4 separate regions of the Homo sapiens genome follow, and regions 1, 3 and 4 are each linked to region 2. The links are chromatin contacts, found by Hi-C or POLR2A ChIA-PET in ENCODE. All regions are on one chromosome and are shown on one strand. The core of a region is the stretch at or near the end of the contact, and the rest is flanking DNA. Distances in the headings are between cores, read along the strand shown. Region 1 holds the start of TOB2 (transducer of ERBB2, 2). Region 2 holds the start of MRTFA (myocardin related transcription factor A). Region 3 holds the start of TEF (TEF transcription factor, PAR bZIP family member). Region 4 holds the start of POLR3H (RNA polymerase III subunit H).

What was found. Hi-C counts contacts between places; a loop is a spot of excess contacts on that map. ChIA-PET counts read pairs that join two places held with the same protein, here RNA polymerase II (POLR2A). Pooled maps may share reads with other maps.
Region 1: a loop to region 2 is called in a map of naive thymus-derived CD4-positive, alpha-beta T cell, with 5 times the contacts of the local background. The contact joins the promoter of TOB2 here to the promoter of MRTFA in region 2. A Hi-C loop is called at or near these places in 1 of 168 maps with a recorded cell type or tissue (naive thymus-derived CD4-positive, alpha-beta T cell) and 8 of 50 pooled maps. POLR2A ChIA-PET finds 5 or more read pairs at or near these places in 2 of 52 experiments (GM10248 and WTC11).
Region 3: a loop to region 2 is called in a map of B cell, with 35 times the contacts of the local background. The contact joins the promoter of TEF here to the promoter of MRTFA in region 2. A Hi-C loop is called at or near these places in 1 of 168 maps with a recorded cell type or tissue (B cell) and 6 of 50 pooled maps. POLR2A ChIA-PET finds 5 or more read pairs at or near these places in 1 of 52 experiments (WTC11).
Region 4: a map of naive thymus-derived CD4-positive, alpha-beta T cell shows a loop between it and region 2 (6-fold over the local background). The contact joins the promoter of POLR3H here to the promoter of MRTFA in region 2. A Hi-C loop is called at or near these places in 1 of 168 maps with a recorded cell type or tissue (naive thymus-derived CD4-positive, alpha-beta T cell) and 6 of 50 pooled maps.

The regions. Positions count from the first base shown.
Region 1 is chr22:41,445,369-41,448,821 of GRCh38, forward strand. It overlaps TOB2 (transducer of ERBB2, 2), which reads right to left and starts at 1,433. Exons shown (of 2, transcript NM_016272.4): 1 at 1,011-1,433. LOC105373043 (a long non-coding RNA gene) reads left to right here and starts at 1,577. Exons shown (of 2, transcript XR_938274.2): 1 at 1,577-2,664; 2 at 2,751-3,453. RefSeq lists enhancers at 1,203-1,898, 1,645-1,894, 1,899-2,594 and a silencer at 2,465-2,564.
Region 2 is chr22:40,635,321-40,638,539 of GRCh38, forward strand. MRTFA (myocardin related transcription factor A) reads right to left here and starts at 1,399. Exons shown (of 15, transcript NM_020831.6): 1 at 1,158-1,399. RefSeq lists a silencer at 854-1,163 and enhancers at 1,424-1,733, 2,473-3,219.
Region 3 is chr22:41,380,123-41,383,328 of GRCh38, forward strand. It overlaps TEF (TEF transcription factor, PAR bZIP family member), which reads left to right and starts at 1,820. Exons shown (of 4, transcript NM_003216.4): 1 at 1,820-2,079. The coding sequence starts at 1,923. It overlaps LOC105373042 (a long non-coding RNA gene), which reads right to left and starts at 1,789. Exons shown (of 3, transcript XR_938271.3): 1 at 1,618-1,789. RefSeq lists silencers at 1,039-1,638, 1,669-2,368 and enhancers at 1,503-1,797, 2,579-2,658.
Region 4 is chr22:41,543,192-41,546,632 of GRCh38, forward strand. POLR3H (RNA polymerase III subunit H) reads right to left here and starts at 1,279. Exons shown (of 6, transcript NM_001018050.4): 1 at 800-1,279. The coding sequence starts at 910. RefSeq lists enhancers at 640-1,477, 800-899, 910-999 and silencers at 1,050-1,179, 1,370-1,469.

The DNA.
Region 1 (3,453 bases), core at 183-2,682, 810 kb after region 2:
TGCTTCACGGAGGGATGGGGGTAGAAGCCCAAGAAAGCAATAGGATTGTTTTTCTGCCGGAAAATCAGAGATGAAGGACCCATTCCCAGGGTACGGTGGGTAAGAAGGAGAAAAAGACCGTTTAGATACGGAGTAGCACCAGAGACTGGCCTCCACCCGTCCCCAAGCTGAAGCTTGCTGTGCGGGGTTCTGGTTTCTCCTGGGGGAGGGAGAGGGCCTGCCGGCTGTGCCTCCTCTCTGCACCCTCCTTCCCCTCCCAGATTTCTGGTGGTCAAGGGCACAGTTCATCCTCCGGACAGGAGGGGAAGGAGTTTGGGGGTAGGGCCCCACCTCGCAGGCACCTTACCAAGATAAGCAGAATCCACTCACTGGCACTGCTCTAAGGGTACTTTTTTCTGCCCAATTTTCCATTAAAACACTTAAGAGTATAAAGAGCTCAGCCGAAACGGTGAACTCTGGCTCAGTGGCCCAAGGACAATCTCCACTGACCTGTCCCGTCGCCAAAGGGGGTGTCCACCCTCCACCCTTCAGGCTCCACAGAGCCAGAAATAGAGTCTATTAACAATTACCACCCCCCTTCCCTGCACACGGGAAAAGAAGCAGAAAAACAAGGCCTGGATCCCCTTCCTTCCTCGGATTTATTTAACGGTGGGGGGAGTTATGTTTCTTTGGAGAACAAGGAAGATCTAGCGAGTAGCTAGGATATAAAGAACCGGGGGAGGCGGGGAAGGGAGGAAATGCACCCCACCCAGGAGAGGGCCACTCTTGGAACTGGGAGAAAAAGGAGCTCTTGGGCACCCCAGGAGCACAGATGGCGTGAGAAGAGGAGCTGGGGAAAGTGGGGTCTGGAGGGAAGCTGGATGGGGAAAGAAAATGCTGGCCAGGCGGGGAGGGAGCGGCAGCAACGTGGAGAGTCCAGCAAAGCGGGAGTGGGGCGGGGTGGAAGAGGTAGTCCGGCCGGCTGGGTCTCGGGGCGGGCCCCCCGCCCGCACGCCCCCCAACTCACTCACTCGGGTCTCCGCGGCGGCGGGGCGCTCTACCGGCCGCGGGGCGGCTTCTCCCTCCAGGGTGGCCTGAGCGCGGGGCGGAGGTCGCTCTCCTTTCCTTCCCGGGCGTCGCCGGGCCAGGGGACCGAAGTCCTTTTCGTCGTTGAGGGTTGGGGGACGAAGCAGGGGGCTATGGACTATGACTCTCAATAATTTCTTTCAGCTCTTAGGAGGTCGGGCTCGGCAGCGGGGGGCCCGAGGGCGGGCGGGCGGACTAGCGGCGACGACGCGGGGATGGCGGATCGGAGGGTGGTTCGTGTCGCGCAACGGCAGACGGTATGGGCTGTCGCCGGCAGACGGTCCTGCCCTCCTGGCCCCGCGTCGCCCGAGCCACGGCTTGCCTCAGCCAACAACCCGCACCTTCCCGCGCCCCGGCCCGAAGTGAGCAAAGTCAATGAAAAGTTTCACCCTTAGCAACCCTGCGCACGGATCCGGCTTCCCCACCCCTGCGTGATGCGTCCCTCCGCCCTGCAGGGGCGGGGCCAGGGCCCGGCCGGGACTACTTCCCAGCCAGCCCCGCGCCTCAGCTCGCTGGTATCTCGCGGAGCAGCTCCTGTGCCCTTCTGTGCTCGCCGGTCGTGCGTCCGGCTCCCCGTCTTCCCCTCCCTGTCACAGCGCCGCGCCGCACTCCTTTCCTTCATTCCCATACCACTCTGAACTTGTGCGCGTCGTGTGAGGTGTTCTCCCAGGGGCGCTCCGTGAGGGCCGGGGACCACCTGGGGCCGGGTTGCTCACGAGCCGGGCACAGTGCACTCTCCCTTTAGTTGTGTTTGGGGGACGAGTATCGCGGGGGAGGGGAGGGAGTCACCATGCCCGCCGGAAACCCCCCGCTGAGTCGTCCGCCCTGCACCTGCCTCGGAGCCCATGGTTCGGACGTTTGCCCGAGCCGTTTCCCGGGGCCTTCCCTCCAGCTCCGAGCGTCTGGCCGTGTCCGCGGCGATAGCATCGCCCCGTTACGGCCTCTGCGGGAGGGGGAACTGAGGGGACGACGCGGGCTCTGGAAACATTTCGGACCCGTTTCGGGCAGGCATGAGTCTTCCGAGCGCCTTGTGATTCCTCGGGGGGCTCAACGTCGAAAGAAAGGCGAGGGAGACTCTGGGGCCTGGGCCACGCTGTGCGGGAGTAAGAGGAGCCGAGGACGAGGCTGACGGCCGTGAAACTAGCCGAGTGCCACAAAGGACCTTCCCCTCACCGCCTCTGGCGCTCCTTTCCTTGCAGCCTGGAGGGCCGGCTCTGGCTCTGCGCAGGCGCGCGGGCGCAGCCCCTCTCCCAACTCTTGTTTGCTCTTTCTGGCCAGCGACCCCAGTGTGGGGCACGCGGGAGAGCCCCACATTTCTTCTAGTCGCAGTCCCGCCGGCGTGGGGTGGCCCCTGACCGTGCAACGGGCGCAAGGCTCGCACCCACTACGGCCCCTCGGGCGGCGGAGCGAGGCTCCGCGAACCCGGGACTGGGCGCGCCAGGCCCGCGCGCTGAGGCCCCCTCCCCCGGCTCTGGCCACGCGGGCTGCTCTGCCTCTGTGAGTGTGCGGGACACAGAGCCAGGGGGAGGGAGGGCCGTGTTCTGCGGTCACAGGCAGACAGGAGTGCCGGAAGATGCAGTCTGGAGCCCCCGGGGGACTGTGAGTGAGGTCTTCTCCCCGGTCCCTCCTTAGATCTCCCATTTCCCAGTTCTCCCCTCCCGCCCACACCTTTTTTGTCATTCCAGACGGTTCCGGCCCAGCAGCAGCCGCCATCCCCACGTTGGGTGGCGAGATCCGAAAGTTTCCAGCTACGAACAGTTTGCTTTTTTTTTTTCCTTGATCGCTTTTTTTGGCAAGGGCGGAGAGCACCAGTAGCGTGGGGGGTTTAAATGCACTTTCCCTGAATGCAACAGAGAAATGCCGGGCTGGAGGGCAAACTCCACCGGGACAGGGAGGCGGGAGATAGCCTGAGCGCCCCCCCATCCCCCACACTCTGAGCGTCGCAACCCCGGGGGCACCTCCAGGGACTACTTGCCTTGTGCGTCAGCGAGTGACAGCGTCACACACACGCCCCCTCCCGCACATGCCCGCTGCACCCTCCCTTTCCCCCTCCCCTTCCCTTCTCTCTTTTCCCCTAGCTCTTCCCACCAGGCAGAGAGGCTCAGCCGACCCACACGCTCCCAGAGCACTGAAAGCTAAAAATATAGCCGGTGTGTTAGCAACAGCCTTCCCATTGGTCGGGGGAAAGGGAGAAGCGGTGTCTGATTGGGTTTAGGATCCAGCCGCTAAGACTGGGCCCTTGGGAGTGTGCGTTTGCGCCAGCGGGCACGGCAAGGGATGCTGGTATTTGTAGTCATTGATTAAGGCAGCCATGTAAATAGGTGGGTTTACATCCCAGTTCGGCTACCGACTGTGTGATCTTGATTTAATGCAGCAAAACGCTTGACA
Region 2 (3,219 bases), core at 149-2,648:
AGGTCTAACTTCTTACTGACAATAAGTCTTAACGTTACAGGCTTCGGCTTGATGTAGAAAGGACCCTGAAAAGATCTCAAAAACTTGCAACTCGGGGACATTCCAGACGTCTTATGAGTTTAAAACTATGTAAAAACATACGAAGCATGGGGTAATTCCATTATTATATTTAAGTGATGTATTCCACATTCCTGTATATACACACACTTCATGCCAAACAGAGGCTGGCAAGCAAGTTAACCATTCAACTGCCCTTTCGTTATGCTGCATAACAGGGAGACAACAGAGAGAAATCTTGACAATGCCAAGCTGGGCTAGTGCTTAAAGGCACACAGGCAAACCAGGCATTCTCAACATCCCAAAAGCAAACATTTCTTGGGCCCTTACTATGGGCCAAGCACTGTGTCAAACGCTTCACGTGAATTATTTCATTCGACACTTACAACAAACAACCGTATGCGATTGGTGCTATTATCCTCATTTTTCAGACGAGGAAACCAAGGCACAAGATTACACAGCTAGCAAGTGGCAGGTTTGGGAGTCGACTCAAAAGGTCCAGCCCTAGGCACTATGGAGTATCAAAGGTACCCGAAGCGGGGAGGGTGGACTGCATCAGCGTCCTGACAGACGCTTTCTTAGGAGGTAAAGTTCTTGGCCATCAAGTTTCAGATTTGCAGAGCCCTGTACACCTGGCAGCATTCAGGTTTGCTATACTGGCACCAACAAGTCCAGCTGAGCCTCCTTGCCTGGGAATCCCAAGGACTGCACTTGGATCCTGAAGGTCTGCACAAGACCCCAGAGAAAGCGGCCGACACCCCGTCCCTGCAATCAAAACACATCCCGGGAGAAGCGAGGGCGAGGACCTCCGTGCCTCCCCGCCCCGCGCAGCACAGCCCTGCCAGGCAGTGCACAGGTGCACGACCGCGCCCGCCCGCCCGGCCCGGCCCGGGTCCCAGCCCCGGCACAGTGACCGCCGCTCTGCGACTCCGGCCCCGAGGGCAGGGGCAGAAGGCCGGCAAGAAGAGGGCAGGGGACGCGAGGGCCGCCTCGCCCGACCCCCCGAGGACGCGCGCAGCAGGGTCGGGGGGGAAAAAGGATGCTCCAGGCGGGGCGAGGCCGCGGTGGGGGAGGGGTCCCCAACCCGGACTCTCACTCACCGCCTCGCGCGGCTCCCGGCCGGGTTCCGCGGCTCGCCCCACTCCGGCTCTAGCCGCCCGCGTCTCCTCTCGAGGCTCACTGTCCAGCCCGGGCGCACGGAGCTGAGAAGTCGCCGCCAGCGGAGGGCGTGTGGCCAGCGGCAACCAAGAGGGTGGGAAAGATGGGACCGTCGCTCTCGCCGCCGCGGCCACCACAGACACTGCCGCCGCCGGCTCCTCTCAGCCACGGAAGCTGCGGGCCCGCCCACCACGCCCGCCTCCCGTCCTGAAGACTGTCCGCTGGAGAAGTGACGGCGGCGCTAGCCAATCAGAGGCCTGATCGGGGTCGTGATCGGCGGACTAAAGGGCGGGCGGAGAAGGAAGCGGCATGAAGAAGGCGAAAACGGCGGCCTGACTTCCTGTGACTGACGGCACGGCGCAGCCAATGGGCAACGGGGAGATGACCTCATCTCTGAGGAAAGTCTGGAACTGGCTGAGCTGCGGCGAGGGGGTTGGCGACGAGCCGGGGGCGGAGCTCTGGGCCTTAAAGAGGCCGCAGCCCTGTGGTCACCCTGTGAAGGGAAGGGCGGTGGACCCTGCCGGATCTTGCGAAGTTGCCAAGGGGTCAATGCCCAGGCGCGAGTAATTACTGCATTAATCCCAGACCCCATCCCGATTCTTGTCGGGGACTGAAGGGTCTCCGCCTGGGGCTCCGAAGTCGATCATTTCACATTCACGCTTCCCAAAACGAGACACAATAAATTCCGCTCTGGCCTGGAGCCTTGAATTCCCGTTACGGTCCCGCCCCGCCGAGGCCCGTCGCCTTGTTTCTCTGAGTCAGTTTCCCCAACGGTGAAAGGGAGGACGCTGACACCTGCCTGCCCCTCCCTATCTGCCGAGGCCGTGGAGATCAGCAGCAGCGAAAGCGCTCTGGGCTTAGAAGAGGAAAAGGGCTGCGTGAGCCCAAGAGCTTGCATCGGAAGGCTCCAGGAAGAGCATCTGCAAAAAAGAGGATTCCACGGGATGACCCCCGACAACTCTTGGAATTCTAAAATCCTATACCCTTGCCCGCACCCATTCGTGTAGTGAAGGGGCGCGCGTTAGGCGCAGAGGCCACACGCTCCGCAAGTGAACCCGGGCACCTCTCTGAACCTATTCCGGGCTGAGGGCGGGGAGCGGGTGGCTGCCCGATTTAAAAACATGTATATGTATGTGTATGTGTATGTGTATGTGTATGTGTATGTGTATGTGTATATGTATATGTATATGTATATGTATATGTATATGTATATGTATTATGAGTGAAGTCCATGACTGCAACAGGGAGAAAGGAGAAAGGCGAAAGGGGAGAGAGCAACAAGGTAAGCCAGGCCCACTGTGATGACAGCTGCGGTCATGCAGGCCCTTCGTATCCGCCTTCCTCCCCAGCAATGGGAGAGAGCCCAGAAAAGGAGAAATAACCCCAACTCGATGGGGTGGAAAAGGGGGAAGCGCTTTCCGGAAGGCTTCCGGGATGGGGTCACCAGAGTCAGAGGAAGGAGTAACAGTAGATAGAAGAAGAAGTGGTCAGGGGCGTTCTTCTAGGTTTGGGGCGGACCCGCGTGAAGATGCAAAGACTGAAAAGGGGCGGCTCACTTTACATTCCAAGGTAAATTCTCACTATGACCCCCTTTTCCCCATCAAAGGCTTCTGGGACTGCCCATGGGTGAACTCAGAGGGAGGGTAGGAGAGGGTGCTGCTCTATCCAATGGCGGCAAAAGTCAAAGTGGCCTTGGGTATTCCCAATTACTCACTATAAATCAGCTTCCAATGCCGGTCGCAGAATCTTGGAGTTAGACGGGATCCTCGTGGGCTCTTAGTCACACACACCTTCCCCAAGGCAAAAATTCTTGCACAAAATACCTGATAAAATTATTTATTCGATAAATATTTTTTGAGTAAGAACACTGAGGGGGTAAGCTAGATGAGATACAGTCACTACCCTGGGGGTGCTTACACCAAACTGGAGGATGCTAAGGCACGTACTGCGGTGACTGCAATGCCAGGCCGGTATCCCAGGTGACTAAAACAGGATGCAGGCCGG
Region 3 (3,206 bases), core at 570-3,069, 750 kb after region 2:
TTCCTCCTTACCCCGCCGCAAAATTATTTTTATTTATTTATTTTTTTGACATGGAGTCTCCCTCTGTCGCCCAGGCTTGACTGCAGTGGCGCGATCTCGGCTCCCTGAAACCTCCACCTCCCAGGTTCAAACCGATTCTCGTGCCTCAGCTTCCCCAGTACCTGGGATTACAGGCGCCAGCCACCATGCCCGTCTAATTATTTCTGTACTTACAGTAGTGTCGGAGTTTCGCCCTGTTGGCCAGGCTGGTCTCGAACTCCTGACCTCAGGTGATCCGCCACCTCTGCCTCCCAAAGTGCCGGGATTACAGGCGTGAGTCACCAAGCCCAGCCCCAGCAAAATTCTGATTGCATCAGCTTGATAACTTTTAGCTGGCTGTGGGTGTCTGGATCATGCATCTACCCCCTGAACCAAGGACTATCACTATACCACCCCCCCAACCCCTCCTGCTAGAAGGGCTGGGCCACTGTAGGGATGCTGGATAAACAAGCCAAGCTCTCTGCCTTCCGGGAGTTAAGCGGGGAGTCTAATGTTGCCTGGGTTTGCAGCGGAGTCTGATCTGTACTATAAAGAGGTACAAAGTTCTGAGCGCTGTTTAGGAGCAGCTTTCCATTTGTGTACCGCGCCACATATTACATTTTTACGGATTTCTGCGGAACTCCCGGGGAGGCTTTATATTTTAAGAGAGGAGGTGGTTCTCCCACAAAACGTGGCATCGGTACCTGGTGTCAAGGAGGTTTTTGTTTTCTAGGTAAAAGAAGGGAGAGTTCTAGAAAGGAAAAGAATTTCACATCTGTTTGGGACTGTGGAGATTCTCTAGCCCAACCTCTTAATTTTATGGCCGAGGAAACAAGCTCCAGTGAAGCAACCGGACTTTCCCAAGGTCATAAGCTAGTAAGTGGGAGGGCGGAAACATGTACTCGGGCCCTGGCTCAGGTCAGAGCTTCAGGAATGCTCCCTCCACGCTAGTGTTGATCTGGATGCGTGGGCAACCCGACACCCCGCTCTAGGGCGGCCAAGCCTGCTCAGGCCATCCCTACGACTTGGCAGGTCGCGGTCCCCGGCCCTGCCCTCAGGCGACCTCTGGGTCGCGTGGGAGCAGAAGTGCGGGCTAAGCTCAGCGTCCCTGCCCCGCGACCCTGGGCAGAGTCCCCAGAACAAAAAGACCCGTCCCTCCCTTCCCCTCCCGCCCCGCCACAGCCCCGCACGTGCGGCGCCTCGTGCACCGCCCCGGGCCCCGCCCCCGCCCTCCATTGGCTGTTCCCGCGCCTTCCTCCTCTGCCCCCTCCCCCCGCGACCAGACTCGGCTGCGGCTCCACGTGACCCGCGGGGGGTGGACACGCCGCGCGAGCAGGAGCTCGGATAGGTCGCTTTGGCCGGCCTGGCCGCTCCGAGCTCCGCCCCTCTTCGGTGGCGCGTCGGGAAGGTTGCAAGTCGGGGACAAGAGGGAGAGGCTGCGGTGGTTGGGGAGGGCGGGGGTTATGAAGAGGGCGGTGAAGGGGGAACACTGGTAGGAGGGAAGGGACCGCGCCGAGGAAGGCCCACCACAAAGACTCCAGCAGGCGCCAATCAGGGGACACAGGGGCGGCGGGGCGGGGCCTCCGCGAGGGTCCTCACCTGGCCCCGCACGTGTCTATCTTATCCCGGCTGCCCGACCAATCACGGCCCGAGGATCTGCGCCTGCCCCTCTCGCAGGCTGGACCAATCCAGAGCAACGATCCGGGGAAGCTGGCCTGGCCTCATGAATAATTAATGTGCCAGAGCCGGTCCGCAGGCGGGGTAGCGATGGAAGGAGGCGGGGGCGCCATTGGGCGCCTGCGCAGTAGCTGCCCGTGTCGGCAGCTGCAGCGGGTCGCACGGCTCCGGCCCATCTCGGGGGGCGGGCGGGGGAGGCGAGGTGCGCGAGCCGAGTCCGGGGCACGATGTCCGACGCGGGCGGCGGAAAGAAGCCGCCTGTGGACCCGCAGGCAGGACCCGGTCCGGGGCCGGGGCGCGCAGCTGGGGAAAGGGGCCTGTCGGGGTCCTTCCCCCTGGTCCTGAAGAAGCTGATGGAGAACCCCCCGCGCGAGGCGCGCCTCGGTGAGGGCGGGGGGGTGGTCCGCGCGGGCTGGGGGCGGGGCTTATACAGGGGCGGGGCCTCGTGAGGGCGGGGCCGGGGAGGCAGTGGGTCAGGGAGCAGTGGTCCAGCGGAGGGGGATGGGGCCTGGATGACCAGGAGCCTGGAGGACGAGGCCGGGGGGCTGAGGACAGAGGGTCAGGGGCGGGCTGAGACGGTGGGTCTGGCGGGAGAGGGTGGGGAGAGGTTTTGAGGAGGCGGAAGGGGATCGGGAGCAGTCACTTAAATGACGCTCCAGGGCCCCTCCCCCGGGGCCACCTGCATCGGAGTCACTCGGGATGCCTGTTTAAATTGCTGGTTCCTGCGCCCCACCCAATCTGCGGTCACTGGGACAGGGGTCTTGCATTTTAAGGAGCACCCCACCGCACCCCCATTATTTTCCAAGTACACCAAAGTTTAGGAAGCGCAGGCCTAGGGTAGCGAACTGTCATCGTACGTGGCCTTACCCCTCCCGGAGGGACCTGGCTTCCTCCCTGGGTGTGAGTAGCGCCAGCTACTAGGTCCAACGGGAGCCTTTCTGTTGCGGGGCTTCTGCTGAGCGGGTGGGGGGGGTGTGGGCGAGTAGTGTGAGGCGCCTTGGGAGGGGAGTTTTGGGCCAAGCAGAGAAACGATGAGGGTCAGATGAGTCCACTGAGGCCCTTCGCCTGGTTGGTTGGGGCTGACCCTTAGATTCTGGGGCCACGGCGGCAGGACTGAGCTTCATCTTTTTGCCTAGGCCAGGAACGTCACTGGGGCGTATACGGAAAGCAGGTCTGGCCTTGTTTTTCGCCCTGGGAGATGGGGTGCAGGGAGCAGCAGGAGGGCCGCCTGTGGTGGGGTTGTGGGTGCACTGAGGTATACTTTGAGTGTGAGACCTTTGCATTTCCAAGAGCCATCAGTTATTCAGGGTTTGGGAAAGGGATAGGCCTTCGAGAGTTGTCTGGCCTGGGGAATGGATTTTCCTTTTTAAAATGCCATTTCTCTTCCTTTCCTGGGTGTATGCTGAGGCTCCCATCCCTGTGGCTGTCACTGTTGAGTTATAAATAGCTTCAGCACATCAGGTGAGGCCAGCCTCTCTCCTCCTGCTTTGGGACCTCATGTGCACAAACCC
Region 4 (3,441 bases), core at 29-2,528, 910 kb after region 2:
AACGGCAGTGGGAAGACCTCTCAGCTGGTACTAAGGCACACAGGCACAGCACAGAGAAGGCGCACAAATATTGGCTGCTGGAATGAAGGGATGAACCTCCTGACAGTTAATTCTGTACTACTAGAACTCTCCATCTTCACGAAAACAATGCATTGACCCGAGGCGATGGCGCACACCTGTAATCCCAGCACTTTGGGAGGCCGAGGCGGGGGGATCAAGAGATCGAGACCATCCTGGCCAAAATGGTGAAACCCCGTCTCTACGAAAAATACAAAAATTAGCTGGGGGTGGTGGCGCGCGCCTGTAGTTGTCCCAGCTACTCGGGAGGCTGGGGCAGGAGAATCGCTTGAACCCGGGAGGCGGAGGTTGCAGTGAGCCGAGATCGCGCCACTGCACTCCAGCCTGGACGAAAGAGCAAGACTCCGTCTCAAAAACAAAAAACAAAACAAAACAAAACAAACAACAACAACAACAAAAACAATGCATGGCTGGAAGGACAGCAATATTTTATCCCCATTTTAAAAATGGAAACTGAGGCCCAGAAGGGGTCAGTAACTTGCCTGCAATTGCAAAGTAATTTAGAATTGTGGAATCTAACACTTCCAGTTACAACTCCCTTTTTCAAGCCCATTTTCTTTTGATCCCCTTCAATATCTCCTTTCACGGTGAAGAAAAGTTCTGAGACATTAAGCTGCTTGCCCACGGCCAGGGCTTGGCATGACCGAGGCCGGGCCTGCGGCCAGTGGGCGGCGCTCGCTCTCCCACGCCAAGGCCTGCCCGCGAGCCGTGGGCCCAGTACCTTGTTGGCCAACTTCTTGTTCAGCTCCTCGGCAATGGAGTCGTTGAGCTTCCTCTCAAACTGCCAAGGGGGGATCCGGACGGTGTCCACCATTTCCACCAGGACGAACATCCCGGCCTGCGCTGGGGGCTCTGGGAACAGGAGGGTCAGTCACGCACCAGGGCCGGGGGCAGGGAGAATCCCCGAGCCCCTTGGTCCCGTCCCAGTCGCTGAGGCCCCCAGGCTGGCGGTGAGGTTGCACGGGGCGGTCTCGGGGGCCCGGTCCGGGCCATGCTCCGCTACTACAACATGAGGAAACTGAGGCCAGAGGGAGGCACTCTCCGTCCACAGCTCCGGGTGCGCGCCCGCGCCGCGAGACCCCGCCACGCCACGCCACTCCACGCCACGCCACTCCACGCCCCGCACCCGCGCCACGTGCCGCCGCTCGTATCACGCACCACGCACCACGCACCGCGCACAGCCGCTCGCGCTTGCGCGACTGCGGGCGAGATTCCGAATCCATCGCTTCCGGAAAACTCACCAATAAGAAACCTCTGTCCACCCCCACCCCGCCGAGGCGGGGCGGGGCTGCCTGTGTGCTCGCGCACAGCGTGGGGCAGAGAGAGGGCGAGGAGAGGGCGGGGCCTCCTCCTTTCACAGGAGCAGAGCGGTTCCCCCGCCCCCGACAGCGCTTTCTGTTGCTAGGCGACCTCCGTGCAATCCCGCCTGATTATCCCTCGCCTGGCCTGTGCTTTACCCGCATTGCTGTCCTCTGCTCGGCAGCCAGAGTGATCCTTTGGAAACGCAAACATATATTACCACATCTAAGTTAAAAAAAAAACCCACCGCAAACATAACATGCTTAGCACCCTTAAGTGTTCCGGAGACAAGGAGAATTAGCAGGAAAGGGGCACTTGGGACTGTTCTGAGATGATGGAAATGTTCTGTATTTTGTTTTCGGTGGTATAACATTGACGTATATAATTGTCCAAACTAATTGAACTCGGCAAGATTTTTGCATTTATTTGTAGACATTATGTTCCAATTGAAAAGTTATAATAAATTGGAACAAAAAACACAACCCATTGAACTTAGAATACTAGATCCAAGCCGGGCGTGGTGGTGTACACCCGTAGTCCCACCTACTCAGAAGCCTGAGACAGCAGCATCGCTTGAGTCCAGGAGTTTGAGGTTGCAGTTTGAGGTTGCATGCTGCACTCTAGCATGGGTGACAGTGACACCTCATGTCTAAACGAAAAAGAAGAAGAAGGAGAGGCGGAAGAAGAAGAAAGAAGAAGGAGAAGAAGAAGAAGAAAGAAGAAAGAAAAGGGAAAGAAGAAAGAAAAGAAGAAAGAAAGAAGAAAAGTCCAAAACCTTTATGGTAGTTCACACGGCCCTGCAAGATCTGACCATACCCCCCTCCTATAGCCCCATCATGCTCTGTCTCGCTGACATTCCAGTCTCATTCATCTTCACGTGATAGCATGGGCTAAGAGAATTTGGTAGCTTACCCAAGATCACGTGTTGACAAGTGGTAGAGGTGGGCCCAGTCTGAACCTCACTACCCTGCCTCTAAAAATTGGTGGGGTGTAGATGTATACTGTAGTGGGTTTTTTTGTTTGTTTGTTTGTTTGAGACGGAGGATCGCTCTGTCGCCCAGGCTGGAGTGCAGTGGCGCGATCTTGGCTCACTGCAAGCTCCGCCTCTCGGGTTCACGCCATTCTCCTGCCTTAGCCTCCCGAGTAGCTGAGACTACAGGCGCCCACCATCACGCCTGGCTAATTTTTCGTATTTTTTTTTAGTAGAGACGAGGTTTCACCGTGTTAGCCAGGATGGTCTCGATCTCCTGACCTCATGATCTGCCCACCTCAGCCTTCCAAAGTGCTGGGATTACAGGTGTGAGCCACCGCGCCCGGGCTTGTAGTGTGTTTTAACCAAAATAACAATTTAGGTACTTACAAAAGATACTTGGGGTAAATGACAGAGGCACTTGGAAATGTATGGTGCCTTAATTTGCTGATTTCACAAGCATAGTGATCTCTCAGTGACACTGGCTGCAGTGATGCTAAATGTGGCCTTCCCTGCATCTATGATTTTATTTTTAGGTGTGCTTCTATAGGATTTGAGGTACTTGAGGACAGCAGCAAATGCTACTTCAGCTCTTTATTCCCACAATCCCCTAACACATTCCTAGGAAGCATTGAGTAAAGGTGTTTAGGGATTACCATTAATTCTTCCTCTCAAATGTTTCCTCTTCATTCCACTCCCACTGCTATTGCTTCGGTTCAGGCCTTTTCTTTTTTTTTTCTTTTGAGACGGAATCTTGCTCTGTCGCCCAGACTGGAGTGCAGTGGCATGATCTCAGCTCAATGCAACCTCCACCTCCTGGGTTCAAGCGATTCTCCTGCCTCAGCTTCCCAAATAGCTGGAATTACAGGTGCCCACCACCACACTTAGCTAACTTTTGTATTTTTAGATAAGATTTCACCATGTTGGCCAGGCTGGTTTCGAACTCCTGACCTCAGGTGATCCCCCCCATCTTGGCCTCTCAAAGTGCTGAGATTACAGGCATGAGCCACCGTGACTAGCCAATATCTGGTCATTTAAAAGTATGTGGCGGGGCCAGGCGTGGTGGTTCACACCTGTAATCCCATCACTTTGGG